Linked DNA regions of Homo sapiens: region 2 is linked to region 1. The links are chromatin contacts, found by Hi-C or POLR2A ChIA-PET in ENCODE. All regions are on one chromosome and are shown on one strand. The core of a region is the stretch at or near the end of the contact, and the rest is flanking DNA. Distances in the headings are between cores, read along the strand shown. Region 1 holds the start of LIPA (lipase A, lysosomal acid type). Region 2 overlaps ANKRD22 (ankyrin repeat domain 22).

What was found. A loop is a pair of places that touch in the nucleus more often than their neighbours do. ChIA-PET counts read pairs that join two places held with the same protein, here RNA polymerase II (POLR2A). Pooled maps may share reads with other maps.
Region 2: a pooled map shows a loop between it and region 1 (4-fold over the local background). The contact joins the enhancer-like site here to the promoter of LIPA in region 1. A Hi-C loop is called at or near these places in 6 of 50 pooled maps. POLR2A ChIA-PET finds 5 or more read pairs at or near these places in 2 of 52 experiments (OCI-LY7 and naive thymus-derived CD4-positive, alpha-beta T cell).

The regions. Positions count from the first base shown.
Region 1 is chr10:89,249,207-89,255,809 of GRCh38, reverse strand. LIPA (lipase A, lysosomal acid type) reads left to right here and starts at 4,035. Exons shown (of 10, transcript NM_000235.4): 1 at 4,035-4,073. RefSeq lists an enhancer at 3,949-4,008.
Region 2 is chr10:88,833,245-88,839,847 of GRCh38, reverse strand. The region is part of intron 1 of ANKRD22 (ankyrin repeat domain 22); the gene reads left to right. Among named protein-coding and RNA genes, the nearest start is that of ANKRD22, 15 kb to the left of the region's middle. RefSeq lists an enhancer at 3,749-3,898. Within about 2 kb of position 4,032, at least 3 of the 41 ENCODE cell types and tissues checked have a DNase peak (open chromatin) inside an H3K27ac peak, as active enhancers do.

The DNA.
Region 1 (6,603 bases), core at 2,786-5,285:
ACACAGGTCTCTAAAAGGCATCTCAAAACCAACACATCTAGAACAAACTCCTAATTTCCCTCTCAAGTTGTTCTTCCTGGTAGTTTGTCCATTCAAATTCATGGCAACTCCATTAGTGCCATCCTTGATGCTACTGTCCCTCTCATACCTGTATTCAATCCACCAGCAAGTCCTATTGGTTCAACTTTATAAACATACCTAGAGCTGCCTATTTTTCTCCACTTTCACTGCTATCACCATCCTGGTCCAAGTCATTATTAACTCTCACTTGGACTATTGTGGTAGCCTTCTGATATGGTTTGGCTGTGTCCCCACCCAAATCATTATCTTGAATTGTAGTTCCCATAATGCCCACATGTTGTGGGAGGGACCCAGTGGGAGATAATTAAATCATGGGGGGCAGTTTTCCCCATACCTTTCTTGTGGTAGTGACTAGGTCTCATGAGATCTGATGGGTTTATAAGGGGAAACCCCTTTCACTTGGTTCTCATATCCTCTCATGTCTGCTGCCATGTAAGACGTGCCTTTTGCCTTCTGCCATGATTGTGAGGCCTCCCTAGCCACGTGGAACTGTGAGTCAATTAAACCTCTTTCCTTTACAAATTACCTAGTTTTGGGTATGTCTTTATTAGCAGCATAAGAACTGACACAGTAAATTGGTACCAGTAGAATGGGGTGCTATTGTAAAGATACCCAAAAATGTGGAAGTGGCTTTGGAACTGGGTAACAGGCAGAGGTTGGAACAGTTTGGAGGGCTCAGAAGAAGTCAGGAAGACGTGGGAAAGTTTGGAACTTCTTAGAGAACTGTTGAATGGCTTTGACCAAAATGCTGATAATGATATGGACAATGAAATCCAGGCTGAGGTGGTCTCAGATGGAGATGAGAAACTTGTTGTGAACTGTAGTAAAGGTGACTCTTGCTATGTTTTAGCAAAGATACTGGGGGCATTTTGTCCCTGCCCTAGAGATTTGTGAAACTTTGAACTTGAGGGAGATGCTTTAGGGTATCTGGGGGAAGAAATTTCTAAGCAGTAAAACATTGAAATGGTGACTTGGGTGCTGTTAAAAGAATTCAGTTTTAAAAGGGAAACAAAACATAAAAGTTCAGAAAATTTGCAGTCTGACAATACGATAGAAAAGAAAAACCCATTTTCTGAGCAGAAATTCAAGCTGGCTGCAGAAATTTGCATAAGTAATGAGGAGCCAAATGTTAATTACCAAGACAATGGGGAAAATGTCTGACAGGGCATGTCAGAGACCTTTGAGGCAGCCCCTCCCATCACAGGCCCAGAGGCCTAGGAGGAAAAAATACTTTTGTGGGCTGGCTCAGGTCCTCCCTGCTGTGTGCAGCCTAGGGACTTGTGTCCCAGCCTGTGTCCCAGTCACTCTAGCCATGGCAAAAAGGGGTTAAAGTACAGCTCAGGCCATGGCTTCACAGGGTACAGTCCCTAAGCCTTGGCAGTTTCCATGTGGTGTTGAGCCTGTGGGTGCACAGAAGTCAAGAATTGAGGTTTGGGAACCTCCACCTGTATTTCAGAGGATGTGTGGAAAAGCCTGAATGTCCAGGCAGAAGTTTGCTGCAGGGGTGGGGCCCTCAAGGAGAGCCTGGGCTAGGTCAGTGCAGAAGGGAAATGTGGGATTGGAGGCCTCACACAGAGTCCCCAATGGGGCACTGCCTAGTGCAGCTGTGAGAAGAGAGCCACTGTCCTCCAGACCCCAGAATGGTAGATCCACCGATAGCTTGCACTGTGCACCTGGGAAAGCTACAGACACTCAACACCAGCCTGTGAAAGGAGCCAGGAGGAAGGGTCCCCCTGCAAAGCCACAGGGGCAGAGCTGCCCAAGACCATGGGAACCCACCTCCTGCATCAGTGTGACCTGGATGTGAGACATGGAGTCAAAGGAGATCATTTTGGAGCTTTAAGAAATGACTGCCTTGATGGATCTGGACTTGCATGCGGCTTTTAGCTCCTTCATTTTGGCCAGTTTCTCCCATTTGAAACAGGTGTATTTATCCAATGCCTGTACCCCCATTGTATCTAAGAAGCAACTAACTTGCTTTTGATTTTACCAGCTAATAGGTGGAAGGGACTTGCCTTGTCTCAGGTGAGACTTTGGACTATGGACTTTTGAGTTAATGCTGAAATGAGTTAAGACTTTGGGGGACTACTGGGAAGGCATGATTGGTTTTGAAATGTGAGGACATGAGATTTGGGAGTGGCCAAGGGCAGAATGATATGGTTTGGCTGTGTCCCCACCCAAATCTCATCTTGAATTATAGCTCCTGTAATTCCCACATGTTGTGGGAGGGACCCGGTGGGAGATAACTGAATCATGGGGGCAGTCTAGCCCATACTGTTCTTGTGGTGGTAAATAAGTCTCACAAGGTCTGATGGTTTTATAAGAGGAAAATCCTTTTACTTGGTTCTTTCTCTCACATGTGCCGCCATGTAAGACAAGCCTTTTGCCTTCTGCCATGATTGTGAGGCCTCCCCAGTCCTGTGAAACTGTGAGTCAGTTAAACCTTTTTCCTTCATAAATTACCCAGTCTTGGGTATGTCTTTATTAGCAGCATGAGAACAGACTAATACACCTTCTAATTAGTCTCCCTGCTTCTGTAGTTCAGAATGATCTTTCTAAACTAGATTATGCTGCCCTTCTATTGAAAATATTACACTGGCTTCTCATCTTACTCAGAAGACACGGTAAGATCTTGACAAGTGGCTCCCAAGGCACCAGACTTCTAGGACTTCATGTTCTATTACTTTCTACTATGTACATTCTGTTTTAGCCTCAAAGACCTCACCACTCTGGCTAGGACCCACCAGGAATATTCCTACCACAGGGCCTTTGTACCTGCTATTTTCACCCAGAATGTGCTTTCTCCAGTATCTAAGGCTGTTAACTACCTCCTTGCCTGTGCTCAGGTGTCACTTCATAAGAGTCCTTTCCTGATTACCATATACATATCATCCTCCTTATCCCTGTTTTTTTTTTTTTTTGGGGGATGGAGTCTCACTCTGTTGTCCATGCTGGAGTGCAGTGGCATGATCTCCGCTCACTGCAACCTCCACCTACCTGGTTCAAGCCATTTTCCTGCCTCAGCCTCCCAAGGAGCTGGGATTAGAGGCACACACCACCACACCCGCTAATTTTGTATTTTTAGTAGAGATGGGGTTTCACCAAGTTGGCCAGGCTGGTCCTGAACTCCTGTCCTCAGGTGATCCGCCCTCCTCAGCTTCCCAAACTGCTGGGATTACAGGCGTGAGCCACTGTGCCCAGCCCCTTGTTGTTTGTTGTTGTTGTTGTTTGTTTGTTTTTGTTGTTATTTATAGCACTTATCACCACCTCATGTATTATATAGTTATTCATGATGTGTCTCTTCCCATCAGAATATATACAAGAGAACAGGAACCTTGTTTGGTTGGTTTCTATACCTCCACTGTCTTACTAATGCCTGGCATTTAGTAGGTGCTCAATAAAATCTTTGTTTTAGAAAATGATTAATAAATAATATGTACATATTGAATATTGTTTCCTCTTTTAACAAATCTTTAATAATAATAAAAAATTTAAAGCAGCAAGATTGCTTTGCATCAGGCACAATGATAAGCGCTTTAAATGGAGCCCATGATTCACTTTCATTTATAGAGCCCACATGCTCTCTGTCAGGCGCAGAAGGTGCCAGCCCTGCAGGAGCTTCGGGGGCGGAGCAGAAGGCCGCCTAAAACAGCCTTTGCTAAGAGAGCATGCGTAGGCGACGCGCTGGTAGAGCTGTGGACCTGCCAGCCTGCGAGGCGGAGGACGGGCTCCATCTCTTAGAAACGCCTACGGCGCATGCTCTATGGGGTCAACTGGGGGGCTGGCAAGCGGCAGCGCTGGTCTGGGGCGGAGTCTCCGAGGCACTTCCCGGTGGCTGGCTGCTCTGATTGGCTGAACAAATAGTCCGAGGGTGGTGGGCATCCGCCCTCCCGACAAGGCAGACCAGGCCCCCTGCAGGTCCCCTATCCGCACCCCGGCCCCTGAGAGCTGGCACTGCGACTCGAGACAGCGGCCCGGCAGGACAGCTCCAGGTGAGAGTGCCGGCGCCGCGGCGCTGCCAGGTGCGGGTGCGGCGTGGAAGCTGGTGCCTTCAGCAAGGGGAGGGTCGCGCCCCGAGGCTCTGCCGGCCGGCAAGACCCTCTGCGTTTGGACCCAGCGAGTCTTGCCTGGGGTGCCTGCGGGTGCTTTTTCTGCGGGCGTTGGCTCAAGGCATCTGCCAATCAACCAGGGCAACTTCAGAGAGCAACTTCAGAGAGAAGCCCACTCTCTTCCCTGGGCGCTGTCCACTTTCCTGGACAGGCGCGGTCTCCGGTCAGTGAAGCTGCCCAGTGCTCCTGGACCGCGAGGACAGCAGGGATGTCTGATTCCTCTCTCTGCATCCTCGTGCTCTCCCCTTAGCTCCTCCAGGCATCCCATCCTACCTCTCTTGTTAGCCAACGGCGTGGTCGAAAGCAGACTTGGGCATCAATCCTGGTTAAAGTCCCAGCGATACTGCTTTTTAAACAGCTGACACTTTGCTTCCAGTACTTCAGCTGGGTGAACCTCAGATTCCTGAAAAATGGAATTAATGGTACTGCCATAGGGTCGGTGGAGGAGTAATTGACAGTAGATCAGAAGCGCTGCCTGCGGTGGCTGGCGCCTCGCAAGAGCTTAAATGGGAGTCGTAATAATTGTTGTTATTAGAAAGTTAAATAGCATGCTGCGTTGGGGCCTTTTCTTCTGCCACTGAACTGTTGGACTGCTCTTATCTTTTTTCAGAATCTGTACTATGCATCTAATATATACGTGGCACTTTGCTTGGTCCTGGGGGTACAAAGCTGAGTCAGATTGTTACAAAGTCTAAATAACTGAGATAAAGGTGTTAATACAGCCCAGAAAAGCACACTTAATTCAGCCTGGAAGGTTTTTTTTCCCCCCTCCTTCGAGATTTTCAGAGTATCTCCTTCTTAGTAAGAATTGCTTGGCTTAGTATGTTGAGAAAAACATACTAAGTATGTAGTGTTGTGTTGGAAGGAAAACTTAACTGGGTGAGATTTTCAGCTGAGTAGCTTTAGCTGTTACTCTCATGGACCTTCCTCTGGGCGGTTGATACAGGTTCTGTAGGAAAACCGCTGAATGAAAGCAGCTCCTGCAGATGCTATTCTGTTTTCAATTGTGGTAATTCCTTTAATTTTTTCCCTTTCAATTTACTCCTTATTCTCTAGTAATAATGGACTTTTGGGAGGTTGCATTTATGATAAAAAATAGCCTGGGGCTGTACAATCCTTCCTATCATGAAGAAGTACAAAGTTGTAAGTAGAAGCAGTGGCCTTGCTTTGCCAATGCACACTGAAGGGGATAACGTTTGCTCCTGTTCAGAGTTCACGGTCGGGCGCGGTGGCTCACGCCTGTAATCCTAGCACTTTTGGAGGCCGAGGCCGGCGGATCACGAGGTCAGGAGATCGAGACCATCCTGGCTAACACGGTGAAACCCTGTTTCTACTAAAAATACAAAAACAAAATTAGCCAGGCGTGGTGGTGGGCGCCTGTAGTCCCAGCTACTTGGGAGGCTGAGGCGGGAGAATGGCCTGAACCCAGGAGGTGGAGCTTGCAGTGAGCCAAGATCTCGCCACTGTACTCCAGCCTGGGGGACAGAGCAAGACTGTCTCAAAAAAAAAAAAGAAAGAAAAGAAAAGAAAAAGAAAAAGAAAAAAGAAAAAAGAAAAGAATTTCAGAGTTCACTACTTCTTGGAAAAAAATAATCCCAGGAGGAATTCCATCAACAGAAGGGAGTCAGTTCACTTTTGCAATCTCCTGAGAATCAATTTCTTAAGACTTGTGGAATATTCAGTTTAAACACAAAACTAAAAACAAACAGCTGTATTGGAGTATTATTGACATACAATAGCATGGCATATTTCAATTGTACAATTGTATAAGTTTTTGCATGTGTACACACCTGTGAAACCATCAGTACATTCAATATTATGAACCTGTACATCACCTCCAAAATATTATTTGTGCATACCCCTTTGTGATCCTTTCTTACTGCCCCTTCTCTCCAGGAAACCACTGATCTGCTTTCTGTGAATATAGATTAGACTGCATTTTGTGGAGTTTTATATGAATGGGATCAGACAGTACTTTTTTTTTTCCTTATTTTGATCTGGCTTCTTTTGGCATAATTATTTTGAGATTAATCTATATTTTTTTGTGTTCCTTCCCTTTTATAGCTGAGTAGTAGGTATATACCATAATTTATCCAATCATCCATTTAAAGCATTTGGGTTTTTCCAGTTTTTGTCTATTACACCCAAAGCTGTTATAAACATTTATGTACAAGTCTTTGTATGGGCATACATGCCTGCATCTTTTTAAGTGATTCTATTTATTTTTTAAAAATGTAGAAGTTCTGGGATCTAGTCCTAGGTTTTTCTCTGACCACTTGCGTGATCTTAGGAGAGGCATTTAACTTTGCCTTCAGCATCCTCAAGGTCTTTGCTGTGATTTTGAGTCATCACTGCCAGAAACCAAGATGGTCTTTGTTGATTTGATGGTTAGAGAATTTCAGAAGGAGAGAGA
Region 2 (6,603 bases), core at 2,783-5,282, 420 kb after region 1:
TGCAATATTTAGCCAAGGTTGAGAACCACTGAGGCGAAATATTGTCCTGGTCCTTACATGATCGATTACCTTCTAAACATCAACCCCTTTCCTAGCCTCACTTCCCAGCCAGATCGGATGAATCCATGTGTCAACCAACAAATGACTTTTATCCATGTTCTGGGTGCTTGACCTTATGGAAGCCTAACTTCAGGAGGGTTACAGTCTAGTTAAGGAGACTACATTTAACCCACTAGCTCATTTAAGGCCAATGAGCTGCTTGAGGTTCTGTATATTTCCTGCTGCAGGTAGGAAAGATGAAAGAGATTTCTTGGAGATGAACCATGAGATGGGCCTTGAAGAATAGATAGCACAATTTAAAAGATAAGGATGGCAAGCCAGTAGCCCAAACATAGAAGTGAGGAAATTGACCTGACCAGAGATGGGAGAGCTTGCAGAACAGCAGTGGTTTATACACAGTTGGCCCACTGAGGGGCACTTTAAAAACCAGGTAAAAGTCATAGATACCTCACTTTCTAGGAACTTGGGCACATTACACCCCATTTCAATACCAATTAGTGCAATTTAAAAAGATAAAACAAGATTATGTGAGAGAGAGAAAGTTCCTGGGCTGGGAGGCTGAGTGGTCAGGGAAGTCCTCTCTGAGGAGGTGATTCATGGGCTGATACTTGATCTGGCCTAGCAGGAAGCCCGCCATATAGGTCACATGCAAGTGTAAAGGCCAGAAGACAGAAATGAACCTGGAATGCCCCAGAAATCACCACAAAGTTGTGAGCAAAAGGGAGATTGATAGATGAGGCTGAAGAGAAAAGTTAGTCAGTGGGCCCTATCAATCCTGTGTCTTAGCTTTTCAGGTTGTCCAGAGCACGGCTCTAGGGAGCGCTGTTCACAGGTTAGCCCATGGGAACTCATGCACCCTGCTGGTAAATACTCCTTCTCTTCAATCTCCTCCTCGCCTACTAGTCTGTTTTCCTCTGTGCCTTCACTGAAATCTGGCTTTTCCTGGGCATTATGACACCTTCTCTTATGGTGGCTGCTGATTCAGTCTACTTCTTGGTCACCGTTGTTTTTTGACCATGGTTCAATTTCTTACTTGAAATCTCTGCTTATGGCCCTTTCTCTACATTCTCCCTTCTGTCCACTGTATTCCAGGGCCCACTTCCACCTCCCTGGAACACAAGTTCCCCTTTCTTTCTGTCCCCCGGGGTCATCCTCAGTGACCTCAACATCCATAAGCTTCATTCTCCCTTCTTGACCTGTGTTTCTACTCCAAATCAGATACCCAACAAGGCCACCCTTGACTTCTCATCCCTAGACAGAGTTTATCTGTAACATCTCTCTGATAACTTCTAAACTGGTTACTTTTCTAATAGACCACATGTACGAACTGTGCTCTGATCCTTCTCTGTGTTTCTATTTGCTTGTCTCTCTCTTTTTGCAAGTTCATTTGTCTTTATCTGGCTTACATATGATGCCCATTAAGACTGAATTTAATGGTAAACCACTCTCCTCTCATTTCTCTTGCCTGACAGACATGTTTCCTAATCCTTGCTCTTGCCCTCTTCACTTTCTGTACTCTTCCCTCATCTAGGTTTGCTGAAGAAAATCACAAACTCACATGGCAGGCTCAGTCAACTCTATCTTCTTACTGTGTTTCTACAACCTGGTTTTCAAAGCCATTTTATATTTTTATTCATTTCATGTAGACAGTTTTAATTACGATGGTCCAAAATCTTCCCCATCATGCTCAAAAGTCTCATCTACCCTTGTCTCAATCACATCTCCTGTCATTAATCCATTCATCTTTTTAAATGTCAATGCTATTTATTTAGTTATTGGATTAGTCTGTTCTCATGCTGCTAATAAAGATATACCCAAGACTGGGTAATTTATAAAGGAAGAAGTTTAATTGACTCACAATTCCTCATGGCTGAGAAGGCCTCACAATCTGGCAAAAGGCAAATGAGGAGCAAAGTCAATCATGGCAGCTGGCAAAAGAGAGCTTGTGTAGGGGAACTCCCCTGTATAAAACTATCAGATCTAGTGAGACTTATTCACTATCATGAGAACAGCATGGGAAAGACCCACCCCTATGATTCAATTACTTCCCACTGGGTCCCTCCCATGACATGTGGGAATTATAGGAGCTACAATTCAAGATGAGATTTGGGTGGAGACACAGCCAAACCATATTAGTTATCTAGATGTATCTATTTATTTATGACAAATATATAGTAGTATAATGAATGAAGATCAAACCTCTGACTTTCTGGCAAAAATTTCAGTCAGTCTAAACTTCTTTCCATCCATGTAGCTCTCTTTTCTCCCTTGCTTTGGCCTTAGAGCCAGAATTTTCCTTCTATGTAGGAGACTAATGTTTCCATCTTAATGCTCTCTATCCTATCATCTCTTCACTCTCTTTGATCAATTATCTACCCTCTCATAACCACTCCTGTCCATCTTCATTGGCTCCTTATGCTTTAATAATTATAAGAGTAGCTAACATTAATTGAGGGTTTACTGTGACTCAGATCTGAGCTAAGTGCTTCATCTGCACAGTTACATTTAATTCTTTCTGAAACTTATAAAGAAGGCATGATTATCAAAAGCAGAAGGAAACTTAGCATGAAGAGTCTAGGTAACTTGTCCAAATAACATAGCTGTTAAGTCGCAGAGTTGAGATTGGAACCCAGAGAGTTTGTTTCCAGAGCCTGGATTTGTAACCACTTGATGACACCACTTTGCCTACAAACGTGTGGAACGTTGGCTGGACACTGCTACCCCCCTCTTTGAAGTCTCTAGCTTTCCCTAACAGCTTTTTCACTGCCAAACTGACTACAATTCCTCTCCAATTGCATCCTCTAATTCTTCATAGACAATGTGCTCAGGCCTCTGTATTCTTCCTTCAGCCCCATCACTGTATGAAAATTGGCCTCTGCATGGCTGCTAATGATCACATTCAATGATCTTTGTCTTCCTTCTTGAAACTTTCACTTCTTTGCCTTTGAGTCTTAACGTTTTTCTGTTTCTTCTGCAGACTCTCTGATGACACTTCTTATCTCTTGGTGGATATTGCTGATTCTAGGTCAGGTTGGAGAAGGAGTCTGGATGTATAACCAGTATAACCAGCAAGTCAGTGCCACAAGTGGACAGATCAATATCCCGAATACAGACTGTAGCTTAATTTTGGACACAAATATCAAATGCGAAGTCTTGTAGCCAGAAGACATTTTGAAGGCTGATTTTTAAGACTAAAGTGATTGGAGATAGAATGTACGCATTCTGCAGTCATTCCCCTTGATTTGACTCTTGGCCATGCCAGTTGTGAACTATGTCACTTTGGGCAAGGAAAACAATTTCCCTTAGTTTCATCTGTGCAAAACAGGTATATTAATACTACTTTAGAGGGTTGTTGTGAGGATTAATATAGAATAACTGAGCTACTCAATAACTGTTAGCTCATCTTATAATTTCTTCCTTCTCTTATTTACTCACTAAGTACATATTGAATGCCTACCATGTGCCAGGCACTATGTTATGGGGGTACAATGATGAATCAGTACAGACAAAATGTAGCCTCATGTAGTCACAGTGCCCTTATATAGCTTACAGTCTAGCTGGGGAGATGGCTGTTAATAACACACATACCTTTATTTAGATCAAGGGTGTGGATAAGACAGTGGTAGGAGATGAAGTTGTAAAAACGGCATATGGAACACGTGAGATTGAAAGAATTGTGTGCAATAGTCTTGGTGAGAATGATGAAGATCTGAAGCAGTACTTTAGCAGTGAGGATGGACAGAAGGGTTCTGAGACTATTAGGGGATAGAGTTATTATAATAATTTCCCAAGTGTGTTTCTTCTACACCCAGGGTGCCCCCAAATTACAGAGCTTAAGGGGTTAAAAGGGGTTTATGATAGCTTTTCCAGCAACCCAAATGGACAACCTCTTCTCTTTTTCATACCTGGCTTGTGAACCAGCACTTTCTATTGGACTTCCCTTCTGCCCGCTGTCAGTGCTTTTCTTACGCTGCGCTGCCCCCTAGTGGAAACCGCAAGTTCATAACAGCATGGAGTCTTCAGCGTTAGTGCGACTCTCACATTAAATTATAGTCATGCACCACATGATGTCACGATCAGCAATGAACAGCATATACAGCAGTGTTCCTATAAGATTATAATGGAGCTGCCCTATACAGGTGTACCATTTTATCTTTTACGCTATATTTTTACTGTATATTTTTATATGTTCACCTATGTTTAGATGCACAAATACTTACAATTGTGTTACAACTGCCTATAGTATTCTGTACAGTAACATGCTGTATAGGTTTTTAGCCTAGAAGCCACAGGCTATACCATATTAGTAATAGGCTCTACCATCTAGGTTTGTGTAAGTAAACTCTGTGATGTTCCCACAATGACAAAATCACCTAACAACACATTTCTCAGAACGTATCCCTGTTGTGAAGTGAAGTATGACTGTACTTGTGCATCTCAGCCGAGAAGGAAGACACTTAGCTTCCTGGTAACTCTGTGTCTTGGATCTAGGAAGCCTAAGAAAGACTAAAGATAGGGTTAGTATTTTACATAATATTGCTCAAATGGGGTTGAGAAAGCCCTCAAAAGCACTGAGTGACTCTTGCAGAACAACTCCCCATCTTTTCCTCTTCTTCTTTTTAGTTAGCTCTTAGTAAAGACTTTGAGAAGCCTAAGCAGAGAGCTCCTGGAGGTCTATGTTACCAGGCAGGTAACATAGATGAGTGAAGAGAACCAGTGTAATGTGATGGCGAGTGGTGGGGACTGTGGAGAATTGGAGTCACTGCCACTAAGCACCAGTTATTTGGTATCCTACAGGAATATGGGCCCAGTGTTAGCAAAACTTTCTCTTTTTTTTCTTTCTTTTTTTTTCTTTTTTTGAGGCAGAGTTTCGCTGTGTCGCCCAGGCTGGAATGAAGTGGCGCGATTTCGGCTCACTGCCGAATCAAGCGATTCTCCTGTCTCAGCCTCCAGAGTAGCTGGGATTATAGGCACCAGACACCATGCCCTGCTAATTTTTTTATTTTTGTATTTTTAATAGGGATGGGGTTTCTCCATGTTGGCCAGGCTGATCTCGAACTCCTGACCTCAGGTGATCCACCCACCTCGGCCTCCCAAAGTGCTAGGATTACAGGCGTAAGCCATCGCGCCCAGCCAAAACTTTCCATTTTTAAAGAGAAGCTGGAAAGCCAGATTAATACATGAAATATTCTAGTTTTTTAAATGTTGTTAAGTTATTTAAATATTTGAGAAAAGAGAAAAAGAGCTCTAAAGCCACTTGTTTCCAAGCTATTCATGGTAGACCACCAATTTCCAAATGCTTGATGAGTAGTGCTCACTGCTAATCACTCCATTATTAAATTTTCACTAGTTTATGGTAAAATCTTTTAAAAGGACAATAAAATGAATTTTTCTATAAAGCTAACTAAATCTACCCAATATAAAGAACTGCTTTCCCCCTGGTGATTATATTCTTACATATTTTGTTAAAATACCCTTCATTTATCTTTGTATTTGTTAAAATATCTTTTATGAAATAATAGTATTGTTTTAAATACATTTAATTGAAAAATTAAGAGTTGGTGACTTAACACTGTCTTGTTGCATTTAGTTTTGTTTTACTTATTTTTGAACTCCAAATGACTGGGCATTGCTGCTAGGACAATGGCAAGTCACTGAAGGTTTTATTTAAGCACTATTGTGTTGACATAACCCTGGACTCCAGCAGTGATGTGGAAGATTTGTTGGTTGAGACTAGAGTCCCAGAAATAATCGAATATGAAAACCCAAGGGAACTTCTGCCTTACTCCTTCATTTAATGACTGAGGACACTGAGATACAGTAGGGAAGTGAATTGTCCACAGTCACCGGGGGAGGTAGTAACAGAGCCACAATTACATCCTGTTTTTCTGACATGAGACAAGTGTTTCAACTGCCCCAGTCCTTTCTGCATCAGCCACACAGTATGCTGAGACACTGAAGTGCCCAACTGTTGGAAAGCTTAGTAAAGGGAAGACTTCAGGATAACAGAATAGGTGATTTGTGAAATTGTGCATTTCTAGTGAAACTTAAAGCCCATGTATCATGTTCATTTCATTTTTAAGGTACAGAAGTTTGCCTTTAATTGCTGCTGAGTTAATTTTCTGTTAGGATGTTTCTTTCATGAGTAGGCCTTTAGGTTTAAGAGTATAACATAGTTCACTTATTGTGATATTTGGCTATGTTAGAACCTCAGTTTATTAGCAAATACACCCACTTGACTTTCCCCTTGATACGTCCCAGTTTCCACAGGTGCTTATGTACCTACCCATACCAAAAAATTTTTTTCTTGTCATTTACTCTGTGTATGTGTGTCTCTGTCCTATTTCCCCACTTGACAGATACATTTTACATGGATAAGATAACATATTTTATTCTCTGGTACCTGTGACTGGCACACAGCAGGGATTTGACTTGATTATTAAAGAATGACAATTGCAATAATGATAACTTTCATACACTAAGCACCATCCATATGCCAGGTATTACTCTAAATGCTTTTTAAAAGACATCATCTGAAGATTA